Linked DNA regions of Mus musculus: region 2 is linked to region 1. The links are chromatin loops, found by intact Hi-C in ENCODE. Cell type or tissue: left cerebral cortex. All regions are shown on one strand. Links, peaks and the distances in the headings refer to the core of each region. The heading gives the core; the rest is flanking DNA.

Evidence for each region. A loop is a pair of places that touch in the nucleus more often than their neighbours do. Peaks named below come from ENCODE experiments on the same cell type or tissue, not always from the same donor. Only the 100,000 strongest peaks of a DNase experiment are listed, where the experiment ranks them.
Region 2: a loop joins it to region 1, with 3 times the contacts of the local background. A loop is called at or near these places in 4 of 42 quality-filtered maps.

The regions. Positions count from the first base shown.
Region 1 is chr16:72,351,979-72,360,325 of GRCm38, forward strand. It overlaps a transcript of Robo1 not described here. Among named protein-coding and RNA genes, the nearest start is that of 8030451O07Rik, 120 kb to the left of the region's middle. In left cerebral cortex, for the core only: a CTCF peak has its summit at 4,762 (motif pointing right); DNase peaks (open chromatin) are centred at 3,790 and 4,758.
Region 2 is chr16:72,581,214-72,589,560 of GRCm38, forward strand. It overlaps a transcript of Robo1 not described here. Among named protein-coding and RNA genes, the nearest start is that of Gm29908, 78 kb to the right of the region's middle. In left cerebral cortex, for the core only: no CTCF peak of the experiment used is centred there; a DNase peak (open chromatin) is centred at 4,111.

The DNA.
Region 1 (8,347 bases), core at 9-8,008:
GGACTCTCACTGCAAGAATTATCTCAAAGCGGGCCTAATGTCAGAAGGAAAATGCTGTGGGTGGCCCCTATAACAGGTATCTCCTAAAAATTAGATAATTCCTATTCCATTCAAACTGAGCCAACTTTTATATCCTTGTGATAGAGAAATAAGTCAGTGAGCCAAAAATAAAAGTTTGCATGCTATACATTTCAATTGCTTTCCTGGGTGTAAGATTTTTTTTTAAATTGTGTCCAACTATTTCAGATAATTATGGCTAATCACATAATTCCTGTAAATGGATGAAGTGACATAATTTGGAAGTTTAACAAGAAATGTAGACTAAATAATCACCACATGGAGCTATAATTTATGATGATGAGGGGCAAATTTTAAACTTTGCGAAATAGTATAATTTGAATAGTATTTCCAACTGCTGACCAACTGCTCTAGCAATGAGCTACATAATATGAACTTAAGGGCTTGCCTCCATTTCTAGGCTATCTTAAAGACAGAGAATTCTCTAGTGACTAGTGTAAGTTTACTTTCTTCCCAGGAATCTATTCCGGATGGAATGGTCTAGATGGAATTCAAGACTCCAGCGGTGTCTGGAGGGCTTCAGGGCAGCTCTGACCTGCATGCTTAAGTTTTGGTTAATGTTTTGCTAGTTAAGCCAGAGAGCACAGATTTAGGGGTAGGTAGCACTTGTGCTAAGTGCCATATGGAGTGGGCCTCGATGTTGCCAAGAGGAGAGGACAGATGTATTAGTAGAGAATGCTAAGTTACATCAAGACTGCAACTACAGGGCTTGGGAGATTGCTCAGTGGATAAAGCAAGTGACTTGGCAGCCTGGCTCCCTGAGTTCAGATCCCTAGAACACACACACACACACACACACACACACACACACACACACACACACTCACACACACACACACAAACACACACACACACACACACACACACACACACACACACACACACACACACACACACACACACATCTTTAAACCTAGCACTCATATAGGAATCTCTAGAGTCAGCTAGTCTGGTGTGTGAAGGGGTATACAAGAGAGACCCTTGTGCCAAACCTGCATTGTGTTGTGGTATGTTTTACCTACACACACACACATGAACATGCACACACAAACATAAATAGTAAGGCGACTGAGATGAGTCTTCCCACAGGAAGATGACATTAGCGTCTTCTGAGAAGTTACTGTGACGTGGTTAATTGGAAAGGCAGTAGAAGAGCAACCAGGATGGCAGTTCAAAGAAGAAGAGATAACAACTGTCATAAGTCGTGCCATCCCAGGAGAGACAAGCAGATTAAGTTTACAACTGAAAAGCGAATGTTTATCTTAAGAGAAATTTCTGTCTTCCCACGAGGGAACAACCTTATTTGAAGACCAATTAGAGATAAAATAGCAGCATAGTATTATCCAGTGACTTCATCCTGCCGTTTTACATTAGTGATTATTCTAATTCATTCATCATTCTGATCTGATGAGGTACCTGCTGTTATTCCCCTTATACAGGTGAAGAAAGCAAGGTTAAAGAAATTAAATATACTGCTTCCAGATGTTTGGTTAGCAGTCAAATTAAGAACTAGAGTATGGTTTGACCCCAAAAGGCAGTAAAAAATAGGTAGACGTAACCGGAGTGTGTGACAAGAAGGACTGGAACTGTCAGGTACAAAAGTCTGCGGTAAATATAGCCCAGGACAGAAGTCCAGGGAGAAAGAGGGTTGTGTTTTAATATGATGGACAGAAGAGATAGTAGTAGCATGCAGGCAACTTGATAGACTTTGGGGACAGTTTCACATAATGTTTTCTTTCTCCATAACATTAAACATCTCATGAACCTGTGTCAGAGGGAGGGTGGAACCGAGATTTCAGTGTACTTAGAAAGTGTTGCAAAGCCCAGTTATTACGAGCAGGACATGCAGCTAACACTGAAGTCATGTGCTGGCCCATGTTCAGAGCCAGGTTAAAGATGTTAATGAAATCAAAATGACTGGATAATTACTAAAATGTAGGGAATATGTAGTTAAATTACAATAAAATTCACAATTAACAAAAAAAGTTAATCCCTTCTGTCTTTGAGAATTTAGTAGTCTCCATGTCTAAGATAAATATAGCTTTATTGTTTAATTTTATTCTAGTTTTTCAGAATTTGGACCATAGTGTTTAATAATAATAATAATAATAATAATAATAATAATAATAATAATAATAATTTTTTACTTATTAATTTTCTCCCAGTCACTCCCTCCCACAATCTTTCCCCTATCTCCCCTCCCCTTCTCCTCTGAACAGGTTGGGGCTCTCCTGGATACCCCCAATCTTGACACTTCAAATATCTGTGAATCTAGGCTCTCCCTCTCCCACTGAGTCCATACAAGGCAGCCCAGATAGAAGAACAGCTTTTGGGATAGCCCTGTTCCAGTTGTACAGGATCCACATGAAAACCAAGCTGCATATCTACTACATATGTGAAGAGAGGCCTAGGCCCAGCCCATGTATATTCTTTGGTTGGTGGCTCATACTCTGAGAGCCCCCAAGGGTCCAGGTTAGTTGATTCTGTTGGTCTTTCTTTGAAGTTCTGATCCCCTCTGTGGCCTTGTATATTTCCATAAAAGTCCACAGGCTCTACCCACTGTTTGGCTGTGGGTGTCTGTAACTGTCTGAGTCAGCTGCTGGGTGGAGCGTCTCAGAAGACAACATGCTTCTGTCTGCAAGAATAGCAGAATATCATTAATAGTGTCAGGGATTGGTGCTTGTCCATGGATGGGTCTCAATTTGGGCCAGTTATTGGTTTGCCATTCCCTCAGTCTTTGTTTCATCCCCTGTGCCTGCACTTCTTGTAGACAGGATAAAGTTGGTGCTGAAAGTTTTGTGAGTGGGTTGGCATCTCTATTGCTCCACTAGGGCTCTGGCCTGGCTACAGGAGGTGGCCTTCAGGTTCCATCGGACCATAGTTTAAAGTACACTAATTACTTCTTGAAAATGATTGATTATACTAATGACTGTATAGTTACTGTCATCAGTTTTATATCAAGTCTTTCAGCTTATAAATAAGAATATAATTACATAAAGAAAAATATGTCTGTACATCCAGGTGTAAAGTTGTTTATATTTGCATGACTAGTCACATATGTGTACCAAAGCATTGTGTGTTCACAGATGTTTCCCTGTATTTTTCTGAACATACATATGCATGTAAGCTTGATACCTGTAAATCAATAGAACTGAATCTTTACAAAGAGTTTGTTGAGCACAGGCAGCCACACAATCCCCATTTGTTTTTAAAATCAAAATGTTAATCCGATGACATTCTATATAAAAAATAGCTTCCTTGGATGTCATAAAATCCCGAATATCATCAATCACAAAATTAAAAATAGCTAAGTCAGATGGATGCTTATCATACTTCCGTGTATTTCCTTCTCCCTTCATGCTTCGTGATCAAGTTGAAGAGATAAGAAATAATGTAGCTAACAAGAAAGTGGCTTTAAGATGTATGTAGGAAAAGATAGAAATCCCAGCTGCCCGAGCAAGGAGGCTGTGTGATTGGTCTTCTCTGGGTCTCAAGGGCCGTCCTGTTTCCTGTGAATGGTTGAGAAAAGGAATGGCTTATTCCTTTTCTGATAGCTCGTTTAGAACACATAAAAGCTCTCCTCATCAGGGAGAGAAAATTACATCACTGATAAATCAACCTCATGTGCCCTTTTCCGTCCCAGACTCTAGCTGGAAAGTATAGCATTTTCAGACAGGAAGAGTATTTTGGGTTCTTTTGAATTCCCGAAGAGCAATTGGGCCTGCAGCGATGGGTTTCTCCCTACTCTTCCCAGCTGTGAGGAGCTTTTTGTAGCCTTCCAGTGTTCAACTTGGTACAGTCCCCGGAACAGGTCAGAAAAGGCTCCTGTAGAGATTTTTATATCACAGCACTGTTAGTTAAACTAAACTTTCTGCTCGATATTTTCCCAAGAGAGATATTTTCTAGAGTTAATTAGAGTCTTGGGAAATGAAGTAACAAAAGGCAGAATTTCAGCTTGGGTCAAACAGACACATCACTAGAAAGCCAAGAAGACGAGGGAGTGCCATGGGTTTTTATTACAATTAAAACCTGAAAGGACCCTTCATGTATCTAGACCCTATCTTTTCTCTCAAGGTAGGACGATTCATCTACTATGAGGATAAACTTGGTCACATTATTCAGAATCTACAGGGAGAGAAATCACGTAGACTTTCAGAAACGGCCATTAAGTCTCAGGTGCTCTGCCCAGACACCTGCCCACTTCTCTGGCTCAAAAGTTATGTTCTAAGATTTTACCCTGTTTTAACCTAATTTCTCCATAAGGCAAAAAAGAATAGATGTTTATTTTGCACTCCAAACTACTATTCATAACCTTATTAGCCACATTATGACACTAAAAGCATGCTTATCTCATCTTTCGGGCCCTTTGTATGGTGTTTTCTCCATCTGGACCCTTGTATATATTTAAAAGCTACCTACTTCTGTCTTTGATATGTTATCTATGTGTGAGGTATTTGAAATTGCCGTTCAGTGTTCAATTTTAATTTAATAAAAATTACTATATGTTTATCTCATTATTGAAATATAACATATTTCTTTAAAATTTTACCTTTGAATATCTGTGCCTTTGTGTGCACACACACATACAAACAAACACACTCAAACATATTTAGGATAGCAGCTTGTATCAAATTCAAGCACCTTCTAAATTTAGCATAATCTGTCTACTGTCTTGGCCACTAGATGGCACTCACCTGCCTTTTAAAAACTTTCTAGGCAGAGATTTGTTTAAAAGAATAATTTATTTTTTTTAATTAAGAAAAACTTAAACAATAAACTCTCAAATTATTCAAAGACTTATTAATATGCATTTGTTTTTGTTTGCAGGCCACAATAAAATAGACCAAGCACTACAGACATGTTTTATTTTCTAGGCTGACATTGTTCTCCCTCCTTTACAGTATGTCCAGAAAACATAAAGCTCAGAGTTAAACCGAAAAGAGTTCATCTCTACCCATCTTTCTTTTTTTATTAGATATTTTCTTTATTTACATTTCAAATGTTATCCCCTTTCCTGGTTCCCCCTCTGAAAACTCCTATTCCCTCCCCCTCCCCCTGCTCACCAACCCACCCACTCCTGCTTCCTGGCCCTAGCATTCCCCTACACTGGGGCATTGGGCCTTCACAGGACAAAGGGCCTCTCCTCCCATTGATGACCAACTAGGCCATCCTCAGCTACATATGCAGCTGGAACCATGAGTCCCTCCATGTGTGCTCTATGGTTGGTGGTTTAGTCCCAGGGAGCTCTGGGGGGTCTGGTTAGCTCATATTGTTCCTCCTGTGGGGCTGCAAACCCCTTCAGATCCCTGTCTACCCAGCTTCCATAACTCAATGGACAGAAAGCTCTTCTTCATTTTTGCTGTTGATCCCAGAATTGAAATTTTGATTCCCAAATAGGTCTGAATGCACAAAATTTTCACTTTATGTCTTTTTGGGGTAAACTATTCTAGGTTAACTATAAGAACCTTTACAGTACAATCTGACTATTTTCCTGTGCCATTTTACATGGCTCAATCTTAATCGCATTTAAAGAGGAAGTTAGTTTTACTTTATTATAAAGTTATACACCTAGAAATCTGTATTATGAGTGAAGACACATTTCACTTCTTCCAAATAAAGATTCATAATCAGCTGCATAAAAAGAAACATGAACTATTTGATGACAGTCAGGCAATGTCTTTATGTGGACTAATGAAGGGTAGCAAATGAGATACATTAATTTGAATTATTATATAGCATGTCACTAGATGCTGTACACTTCAGACTAAACCTAGAATTTCCACCAAGGTGTCAAAGGCTTGACAGAAGAGTGTGTCACAATTACCATACATTAACAAGGGTGATGGCTCAGCGTGCAAAGGCTCTTGCCGCCAAACTTCATAGTCAGTGAGAGAACACAGAGTCTACATCGCATGAGAGGACTGTATACATCTCAGGTCACCTGTGTACCAGCCCCAGGGATCTTCTGGCCTGTGAGGTTTCCCAAACATACACACACATGTAGGGAACATGTAAGCGTGAAAATAAACTATTTTATGTTTTGAAGGTGTAAGATAATTATATTGTTTTCCCCTTCTCTTTCTTCACCCAATCCAATCTCATACAGCCCTCCCTTCTCTCATTAAATTCATGGCTTCCTTTTTCATTACTTAATATCACACACACACACATATACTCACACACTCACACTTGTGAAAAGAAAGAAGAAGAAAAGAAGTAGGAAATATTGTAAATCCAGGAGAATAGAACAGTATTTTGTGGGGTTTTGGTTTGGTTTTTGTTTTTGTTTGTTTCTTTGTTTGTTTGTTTGTTTTCTTTTGGTTTGGTTTGGGTTGTGTCTTAGTTAGGGTTTTACTGCTGTGAACAGACACGTAACCAAGGCAACTCTTTTTTTTTTTTTTTTTTTTTTTTTTTACATTCCATATTCCATCCCCCCACACACATCTACCCTTCATCTGGTCCACATCCCACATCTCCACCCCCACCCCACCAGACTTCTAAACTCCCTGGAGCCTCCAGTCTCTTAAGGGTTAGTTACATCTTCTCTGAATAAACACAGATGCAGAAGTCCTCTGCTGTATGTGTGTTTGGGGCCTCATATCAGCTGGTATATGCTGCCTGTTTGGTGGTCCAGTGTTTGAGAGATCTCAGGGGTCCAGATTAATTGAGACTGCTGGTCCTCCAAGGCAACTTTTATAAGGACAACCTTTAATTGGAGCTGACTTACAGGTTCAGAAGTTCAGTCCATTATCATCAAGGCAGGAACATGACATCATCTAGGCAGGCATGGTACAGGAGGAATTGAGAGTTCTACACCTTCATCTGAAGGCTGCTAGCTAAGTCTGGCTTCCAGGCAGCTAGGGTGAGGATGTTAAAGCCCATACCCACAGTGATATATCTACTCCAACAAGGCCACATTTCCTAATAGTGCCACTCCCTGGGCCAAGCATCTACAAACCAACACGGGTTGGGTTTTGGGTTTTGTTTTGTTTGTGTTTTTTTTTTCTTGTTTCATTTGTTTTGTTTTTGTTGTTGTTGTTGTTGTTGTTGTTGTTGTTGTTGTTTTGTATGTTTGCTTTCCTGTTTGTTTTTGGGGACATTGTGGCTACCAGGAATGTTAGCAGTTCCATCCATAAAGTCTCACCAACATACCTGCCTAAAATCCCTTTTAAAAGGTATACTCAGTAAACTTTACTAAAGCATAAAGTTCATTAGAATGCCATCTAAGACATTTTCAGCACACACATACTAAAATCTCTCACACTGTTCATACTATTGTGCTAAATGCCACTAACACATAATTTAATTGCAAAAACTATTCTATGATTTCACCTGCTTTAGATTTTCTTTCAGTTTGAAATCTGGGGATTGAATTCCCTTCTTCCTTTATGTGTAGCTCCAGTATCATCATCAATTTCAGAGAAGCTTCCTCTGAGACCCTCCATACAATTCTACTACAGTCTATCAAGCTCATGTTTAGATAAGCATTGGAGTCCTTCCTGCCACAATCTAAATCTCTCTCCCTATCACTGTGAGGTCTTTCCATCAGTGGTCCATTGTACAGGAAACTCTAATTCTCTTTCTCTCTTGGATTTTTTTCATAATTCCAGACATACCAATATTAGTAAAACCTGTAGCTTCTATATTATACATTGAATGGTCAAGACATGCGTAGCTGATTTCATAGTTGGCAGGGAAAAGTTAAGCAAAGGGTGAAATCTGGCACTCTTTATTTTATTTACAAAGAGTGAATAAGAAATATAAAATACATACAAACCATGATTCTTAGATTCTTAAAACCAGGTCAATAGAACCATGAATGTAAGTTACAAATAAGAACTATTTTAGAAGCAACCACAATCAGTCAAGCTAAGAAGTCAAATATGGTTCTTTTGTTTTTCAGCTTGGAAAACAAATGAAAAAGAATGATGGTTTTCTTTTTTGTTAATCCAGGACTATAGAGCACCTCTCATTGTGTTTATTCTCTAAAATGAAACCACTTTTTAAAGGAGACCCAAGGAGGAAAATGGAAAGGCATAGTCTGACTTTAGACACTGTAGCAGTAATGCATGACTTTGTTAATATTTATCAGGGAATTAATTGAGTGATTCATTTGCTGCTTCACCGTTATGCCAATATAGCATGTTGATATGGGATTCAGTTTCTATTAAGAGATGCTGGAAGATGAATCTAGTCTAAGACGCTGACTGGGCAAGCAGGGAGTTCACTGGCTGCAAGCATTTTTATAATTAACTTAGAAGCAGAGATA
Region 2 (8,347 bases), core at 181-8,180, 230 kb after region 1:
TGTTCAGTATACTATTGATAAGTATATAATAGCAAAGCATATATTGCTGGACAAAGAATTAAAGAACAAAAATGTAGAGAGCTGAAGAACAGTTTGACAAGTGCATGCTAAGTACTCACTGATAGTAATGTAACTGCATCCATAAAATGGAAACTAACCAGAGGATACTCTTTTGTTAAAGAACAAAGACAACGTACAAAGCATCATAACTATGTATATGCTTCACTCTAGTATGCACTGAACATTGGGCTTATATTTATATACAAATAACAATTTGGCAAAATAAATTATCAGCCATTTTTATGTCATCATGTATTTCAGGAAGTAACCCAATTTTACACAAAAATATAAGTTCTTCTACATGCCTTTGACTCTCCTTTTCGTTCTTTTTTAACTCTCCCCCCCACCTTAATTAAAAAGAGATTCTTTCCTCTTACAATACACATCCCTCTACTCTTCCCAGTTCCTCTCCCACCTCCCCTCCCCTCTGGATCCACTCCCTTTCTCGCTCTCATTAGAAAAGAACAGGCCTCTAAGAGAAAACAACAAAATATAACCCAATAAAATATAGTAAGATAAAAGAACAATCGTCACCTTGGAGTTGAATAAGGCAAGCCAACAGAAGGAAAAGAGTTTCAAGAGAAGTCATAATAATCAGAGACCCACTCATACACCTACTAAGGAGTCTCATAAAAATACTAAGCCAAAGCTATATACACACAGAGGATCCGGTGCCCTTGATGCTTCAGTCTCTGTGAGTCCCTGTGAGTTTTGTGCCATTGATTTACAGGGTCTTGCTCTCCTGGTATCTTCCATCCCCTCTAGCTCCTACGTTCCTTCAAATTCCTCTTCAATTGGTTTTCCTGTTACCCTTTTTTTCCAATGATTCATTCTTGACATGGTTTTAAACCCAAGACCTGCTCCTCACCAGCACATCAGAATTCCAACGAACAGCAAGCAGAAATGGAAATTTTTGTTTTCGGATCTTCACTGAATGTTTCAAGTTTGCTAGCAAAGTAGGCAGTACTCTTTTTTTGAGAAGCATTAAGGCTTCGACCCCTCATTGTTGGTCATTTTACCTCTCCAGCTATTATTGTGAGTCTGTGACAAATTAAAATGTTTCCTAAATTAAAATGATTCATGACCTTCATTTTAATTTTATTAATCTAATCTAGAATGCCTTAGATAAAATCCAATAAATAATTTGCCTTAACAACAAAGGAAACCTGACTCTCAGTTTTAATTTTAAAGATATAACTTTCAGGTATATATGCAAATTTTGTCTGTGTGTCCATCTCTGTTCATTCTTTTTGATCATATGTTGTAGGAGACTTTTGTTTAATTAAAATACTAGAACTTGTGCATAATAATCCTTGATATTTTGTATTTCCAGAGAAATAATGATCTCAATTCACTATTTTGCAAGGTGTGACAATTGTAAAGCTGTTTGCTGTTGTAAACTGCTTACTTAACAAAAAACCTCCATTTGTTCAAACTAAGGTCACCCTTCCTTTATCACAGTAATTATTGCCTTCAAACAGAGATAATGTGCTTGATTTCCAAGTATGCATGAACCCTATCTCTTAGGAGTCACTGGGCCTGGGTCAATAATACAAAAATTGACCTAACACCAGGGTCTTAGATCCATTTATGAATGAACCAGTAAGTCACTCCTGCTTCTAAGTATTAGTTCACACTCTCTATCAGTCTTATTTTCCTTTCATCTTTACTGTTCAATTAAAATGTATTCTGAAGTATGGAAACATAAAATAGGGAAGTCTAATAAATGAGTACAGGGAATCTATAGACCACAACAACTAGATGTGTTTGTTAAACTTAACATAGTCTTTTGTGATGGTTTCCCTACAAAGCAAATAGTTTGAGAGATTTTTTTTTCAACATTCCCTGGTTTTAAACTTATGGTAGGACAAATTTTGATAATTTTGTTTTAAGTTTACCTATTGTTTTATCATTAAATGCACGTGAGAATTTTATCCTAATTCCATTAAGACCTTAAAGCAATTAATTTTTTTTGTAGAGATGTAGTTAACTCTCCTTTGAGGAGGCAGAAACAGAAGGAAGCATGATAATGTGAAGCTCCGGGCAGAAAGAGTGAGGAACTCAAAGGCAATCCCTAGGCATGTGGTAGATTTATTATTTATTCATTCAAGAATCATCTTCTTATTCAGATGTAGTTAACTTTATTAATTAGAAGAATAATTAAATGTTGTATGAAGGAAAACCTGAAAATAATACCTATCATAAATAATGAATAACTCTTATTAATTTATCAAGAGCAAAAAACAGCACAAATAACTTTCATGTGCTTCTCTCTTCCGATGTATACTTCTGCTCAGTGGGTTTTGTTCAGTGATAAATCCTAAGGGAAATAAGGGCCCTATTAAGCCGGGGGAAAAGTGATTCTTCAGTTACCTTGACAAATCCTACCTTAACTTTCATTACTTTGTCAACCAATCACTGAAGCAAACGCGTAGTTAGTGCACATTTACTAACTTTTTAATCTTAAAAGTGATACAAATAAAACTCATTCATTAAAAACAAATGGCAAAGAGACTATTTGGAATATTTAGTGATTACTTTCTAGAAGGGTTGAATGACATCTCTGCCTCACCCAGATGTCTTACGTCTGAAGTCAATGGTGTTGGCTCAGTTTGATTATCACTCTTATAACAGAAAACCTTAGATTCCCAGTGCTTCTTGCTGACACCTTGAACTAACTCTGTTTAGATCATGTAATCGGGATGATATGGCAAGAGTCACATTGTATGTGTTCAGTGTTGTAGTTAAAGCATAACCTCTAGCTGAAAATAGTTTTTAAAATAATTATAAGAGTAAAACATTATATGGGCTATAAAAAGAAAGGTTCTTGCATTTGAAAATTGTTCAGTTTTTAATTAGCATTTGATAATATTTAAATGAAAAGCATTACTCTGTGTGTGTCCAATAAATGTTGAAATGTATATTTATATTCATTTTTGTGAACAATTATGATAAAAACCTATCCATGTGCATGCACACAACTCATGATCAACATTAACACTGAGAACACAATTCAGTAATGGTGCTAAAGTAAGGCAGGTCAAATCTCTGACTACATCCCCTAGAGTATAATGAGATCAGCTTCAATTAAACCCAGTCTCTGTGAGCAGAGCAATATATTGGTTCACATGAAACTTGTTCTACAAAACTCATTTGCATTTATTGACGTTTTTGTCTAATCACACTTTAAAACTTAAACCAGAACGTAACTCTCCGCATGTCCCCCAAACTGTTGAGATGAAAGTAAATGCAATTTAACAGGAAATGGTACTGATTTCTATTCTGCAAATATGCTTGCTATTTCTGCCGTCTACAGAACATTGTGGAGACATTTGCCACCCATGCTGTGTTGCTCCTGGATGTGGAACTGCCAAAGGCACACATAGGAGAGCGACTTCTCTCCTTTCTGAATCCTGTGGCTTTCAGATTAGCAGAAATGAGGTGAAATCCCAGAGCGTAGCTCAGAATCAGACCCTTAATCAGAAGGATGTGGGATAATAGGAGGCTCCAGGCAGAAAGAGTGAAGAACTCGGACACAACTTCTAGGCACGTGGTAGATTCATTATTTATACATTCCACAAGAATCGTTTTTTCATTCAGCACGTTCTTTAGATATCATTATCCGGGATTACTTCTATAAAGGTACATTTTTGTTTACAGTGACTCACATAACAGCACCAGCATCAAACCATGAATTGCTAATAGAGTTTACACTGTCCACCCAAGGGATTTGGCAGAGCTCATTTGTTGCTACATTCATTCCCAAATATGGCTTGAACCACCAAATTTGTCTTTTAACTCATGAATGTCATTAGATCTCTGTCTTATAGGGAGTATTGATCTCAATTTTCCAACGTATCCTCAGGTGCTAAAGTGGCTATGTCTACAATCTTAAAAATAGTGTGTGTGTGTGTGTGTGTGTGTGTGTGTGTGTGTGTGTGTGTGTGTGTGTGTGTGTTCCCAGTCACGAGAAAGCTGTGTCTTACTTTGCCCCTGGAAGCCATGCTACAATCCCTGCATTACACACAGTCATCACTATGCACCTCTGGCCATCTGCTACATTGGCACTGTGCCTGCCTACAAAAAGAAAATAAATGAGAAAGAATAAAAGAGAAAGGGGTAAGCTACTATCTTTTCTTTGCCATAGGTGCTAATAACCTTCAGTTTATCCAGGCAGCTTTCTAAGTCCCAACAGTTATAGATTATCCTGGAAGAAATCTCTTCCGTTCAGGAGCAGAACAGTGGTGCCTCAGGCTTTTTTTCAAAAGGACCCATCTGCTAATTAAGAGTTCAAATCACCTTGTCCTTCTGAAGTCTTCCCTTTAAACTGCCCTTCTGCTTCAATCAAGCCAATGTCTTTATTACGGACCTTCTTACACTACAGGAGTGCCAGATACTCACAAAGGCCAGGATGCTCTCAACATGTTTCCAAATGGATACTTGAAGACTTAGTGGGTACCTATTATTATTTGTCAATTAACATAAATTTTTTCAACATTATAAATAAAAGCCAACTTACCTTACTATTTCCAGGGGAGGGTGCATAATTTAGATAGAAGGGTCTGAATCTGTGCTATGATTTCTCCAAATGAGATTCATCCACTGTTGGCAGATTTTTTTTATTAATTTCAGTTTTTTGGGACCCACCATTATGTCCTTAAATTCAGTCTTCCATGCTGTTCCCTCTTCTCTGTGCGCTGATCAAAGCATTGTAGTTAAAACCAGGACAGCAGCATAAGGAAAAGGAGAGAAGGATTTGAGAGAGATTCATGTTCATTTGAAAAAGCCATTATACTCAAATGTGTATTGTTATGTTAGTTAAATTTTTATAACTAGATATTTAGTGTCCATTTCACAAAACTGTAAAAAAATACAAATAAAAACAAAAAAGCAAAACTACTCAGCAAGGAGTAAGTTAAGACTTTATCGTTTCATTACAATGAAATGTCTTCCTTTCTCCTTTATGTTTCTGAGACTTCGTCCAGCCACCCAGCATCCTAGAGTTTAGCTAGGCTTCATCTGCTACCAGATAACACTGCTCTCTGTAATTCATTCCCCACCCTCCAAGGAGAAGGAATAAGTAACGTATATCACCACCCCCCTCAAAAACATGATGTTTCTTTAAAAGAATCCTAGAACCCTCCTTAGAAACTGCCTAGTATAGAACATGGGTTTTCAGAGAATAAATTCATCTGTATACAAAAAAGAAATATACACGTCCTTAGTATACTCAAAGAATTCCAATCTATGCATGGCTAGTCCATTATTAACCCCATTCATTCCCTTCACTTAATGGGCTGTGATCCAATATGAAGATAAAACAGATATTAGTTCCCATATTTAACTGATAGAAATAAATCTGTCTCTTCAAAATTATTTATAAAAAAATAATGTGTGCAAACTCAAATATATAGGCATTTTAAAAAAATAATAAAACCTGAGAACTATTTTTAAGTTAGAACACAATTGTACAATTTCAAACATCTATTCTACTCTATTCTTCTTCACCTTGTGTTTTCTTAGCTAAAGGAATCTTTTATCCATGCTATCTTTTGGATGCTTGAAATGCTTCAAAGAATGTTAATTTTCCATTTCCTATGTGCTGAGGTGCCCCTTGCTTGTGACAGTCATTACATAGATGCTAAGGTTCTGTCTCTGTTCCCTTTGTTGCAATACATTGTCCATTATTATGGGAGGCTCCCGATTGTCCACAATTATCTTTGAAAGTGGAAATTCTGAGTCCAGATCCTTAATGGTATCTTTATTCATCTGTAGTTGCCATTATGGTCAGTGACATTATTTGGCAAAATGATATGAGAGTAGGAGGTAAGATCATTTGCTGCCAAGGCTAATGACCCGAGTTTGACCCACGGATCCCATGTAGTAGGAGAGAACCAACTCCAGTGAGTTTTCCTCTGACCTTCACACATAGCCCTTAACAGGTGTGTGCCCACTTACATACATACATATATCTACAAAATAAAAGATAAATAAATATTAAACCAAAACACAAAAGTCAAGTTAATTCAAAACAAACCTGAAAGAGCCATTCAAGAGAACTCTTAAATTTTTAATTCTGATTTCCTGGATTTCTATATATTACTAAGTAGATACCACTCTGTGAAATATATATTTGAGTCCTCATAAAATATTTCATCTGTTTTCTATATAGAGTCATGCTACATAGTTTAGAAATGTATTCCCACAGGGTGTAACCTTTGTCATCCAGATTCCGTAAATGCTTAACAGGCAAAGGCCAGGACCATGTGTGTTTTGCTTTAAGGGTAAATAATCTGTGCTGAGACAGACAGCCCAGGAGAATATTCCTCCCATATGTCAATATCATGGTTCCTTTTGCAGCATGCCTAATAGATCATGTCATCAGCAAGGTCACAGCAAGACAATGGCAACGAGAAACCAGCATTGGAACTGTTGGTCCTAAGATTCCTCTTAGGATCCAAGACAACTGCCTTTCTATTAATATTCTGTGCCAGGATTAAGTCTCCAATAAAAGCACATCAGAAACTCCAGGTTGGCATAGGGACAACAAAACGTATGCTATTTACATAGGGTCTTGTCTACAATGGTAAGTCTGTACTACTAGAGAGTAAGAAGACATATGGACCAGTCTTCAGCCTATAAATCTTATCTGCATAGACACAAATGTCCCTGAGAATGAGCAGGCCTCCCTTCCCATTCTCCCACATCAAGGCCCCTTTCCCCTTCTTTCTAGTTTTATTGTCTTTGCCTTTCTACAGCAAATAACTCTTCTAAATATGGGGGGGGGGGAGAAATGACTCTGCTCTTTGGACAATGTGCAAATTAATTCATCATACTCTATTAGCAATTTGAGCTCACATTCATGGAAAAATAACTATTTTCTTGTACTAATCTCTAACAGTTTTGAATTGTGCTTTCTATTCCACAAGCTAAACATGGTCAAGAAAACTGATTTTAAGTAACTCATCCCTTCTAAAATTAAGAGTTCTATAATAACTCGCATAACCCAATAATAAGGATTTAGAAGGGTATAAGAAAGAAAGTGTCCTAAAATTAGAATTCAAAGTTGCCTTCTTGCTTAATAGTGTTTTCCTCACTGGTTTGGGTGAAATTAAAAAAAAAAAATAGGCAACACTATTAAAAATTCATTGATCTCTTGATTGATGTGCAAATAATGTATGCTTTGTGGATTGATGCATTGGTCTTTTAACTCTAAGATTTAACTTTAAATTGACTGTGCAGAATATCAATTTTATTATACAGTTTTCAAGCTGCAGGTAGAAATAGATTTAGCTTTTCATATACAAAATGCCACATGTCACCAATTGTCTCAAATTTGTTCAGCTTTTTTTTTGTTGTTGTTGTTGTTGTTCTTTTTTTTTTTTCTTTAAACAAGCATATGCCTTAGGTTACTTTAAGCACAGCATTTATACACAGCTCAATGAAAAACCCAGTACCTTGGTTCCATCTTCTAAACTAGAATGAGAGTCTAGAGGTAAGAATGCATGAAGAATTCACACTTACACTTGGATCGTGTCTCTGCTTTATGGACAAAATGCCTATTGTTGAGAATAATTTAGAAATAATGCACTGGCAAGTTGAATCAGTTTCGAAGTTATTAAGAGATTTTGAATGTATGGTTATAAACACTCCCATATGTAGGCCCTGACAGCGGAATGTCTCATGATATCAGACTTTCATGTTGATTGTGACTCTCATACGAGTGTTTCCCACATTCATATTTCAGCACTTTATGTTGGTTTAATTAAGATTCTTCAAAGGCTCAAATGCAAATATTCCTGAGACCAATATAGAGCATTCTGTATTTGTGTTTTGGGTTAGGAAGGGAATATGGGAACAACACAGTTTGTATCCCATTCAGCCCATCCTTGGTGTCTTTTTGCCTCTCCAACCGGTTCCTTTGTATCTTGCAGAATGAAACTCAAACCTCATCATTTTTCTACAACTGCCACAGCTATCCCGTTCTCGCCTTTTCTATTTACGTTTTCTCTAGGCTCTAGAGTGTCTATTACCGTACTGTCAAGTCTTCCCGTAAGACAGGCCGCATTTACCTTTCTAGAAGCCTCTGGAGACCCCGACTATAAGCGCTGACAAGAACATGCAGATGAGACCAAGGTGGTGAACGAGATTTCCGAAGTTTACCTCACTTTCCCCACTGAATCTGAACCAAATTTGACAATCAGATGACACAAAAATACACAATTGTGACAGCTCGGTGGCCATTGAGAGCAATACATTCTCAGTGCACTCAGGAACTGAAGGTACA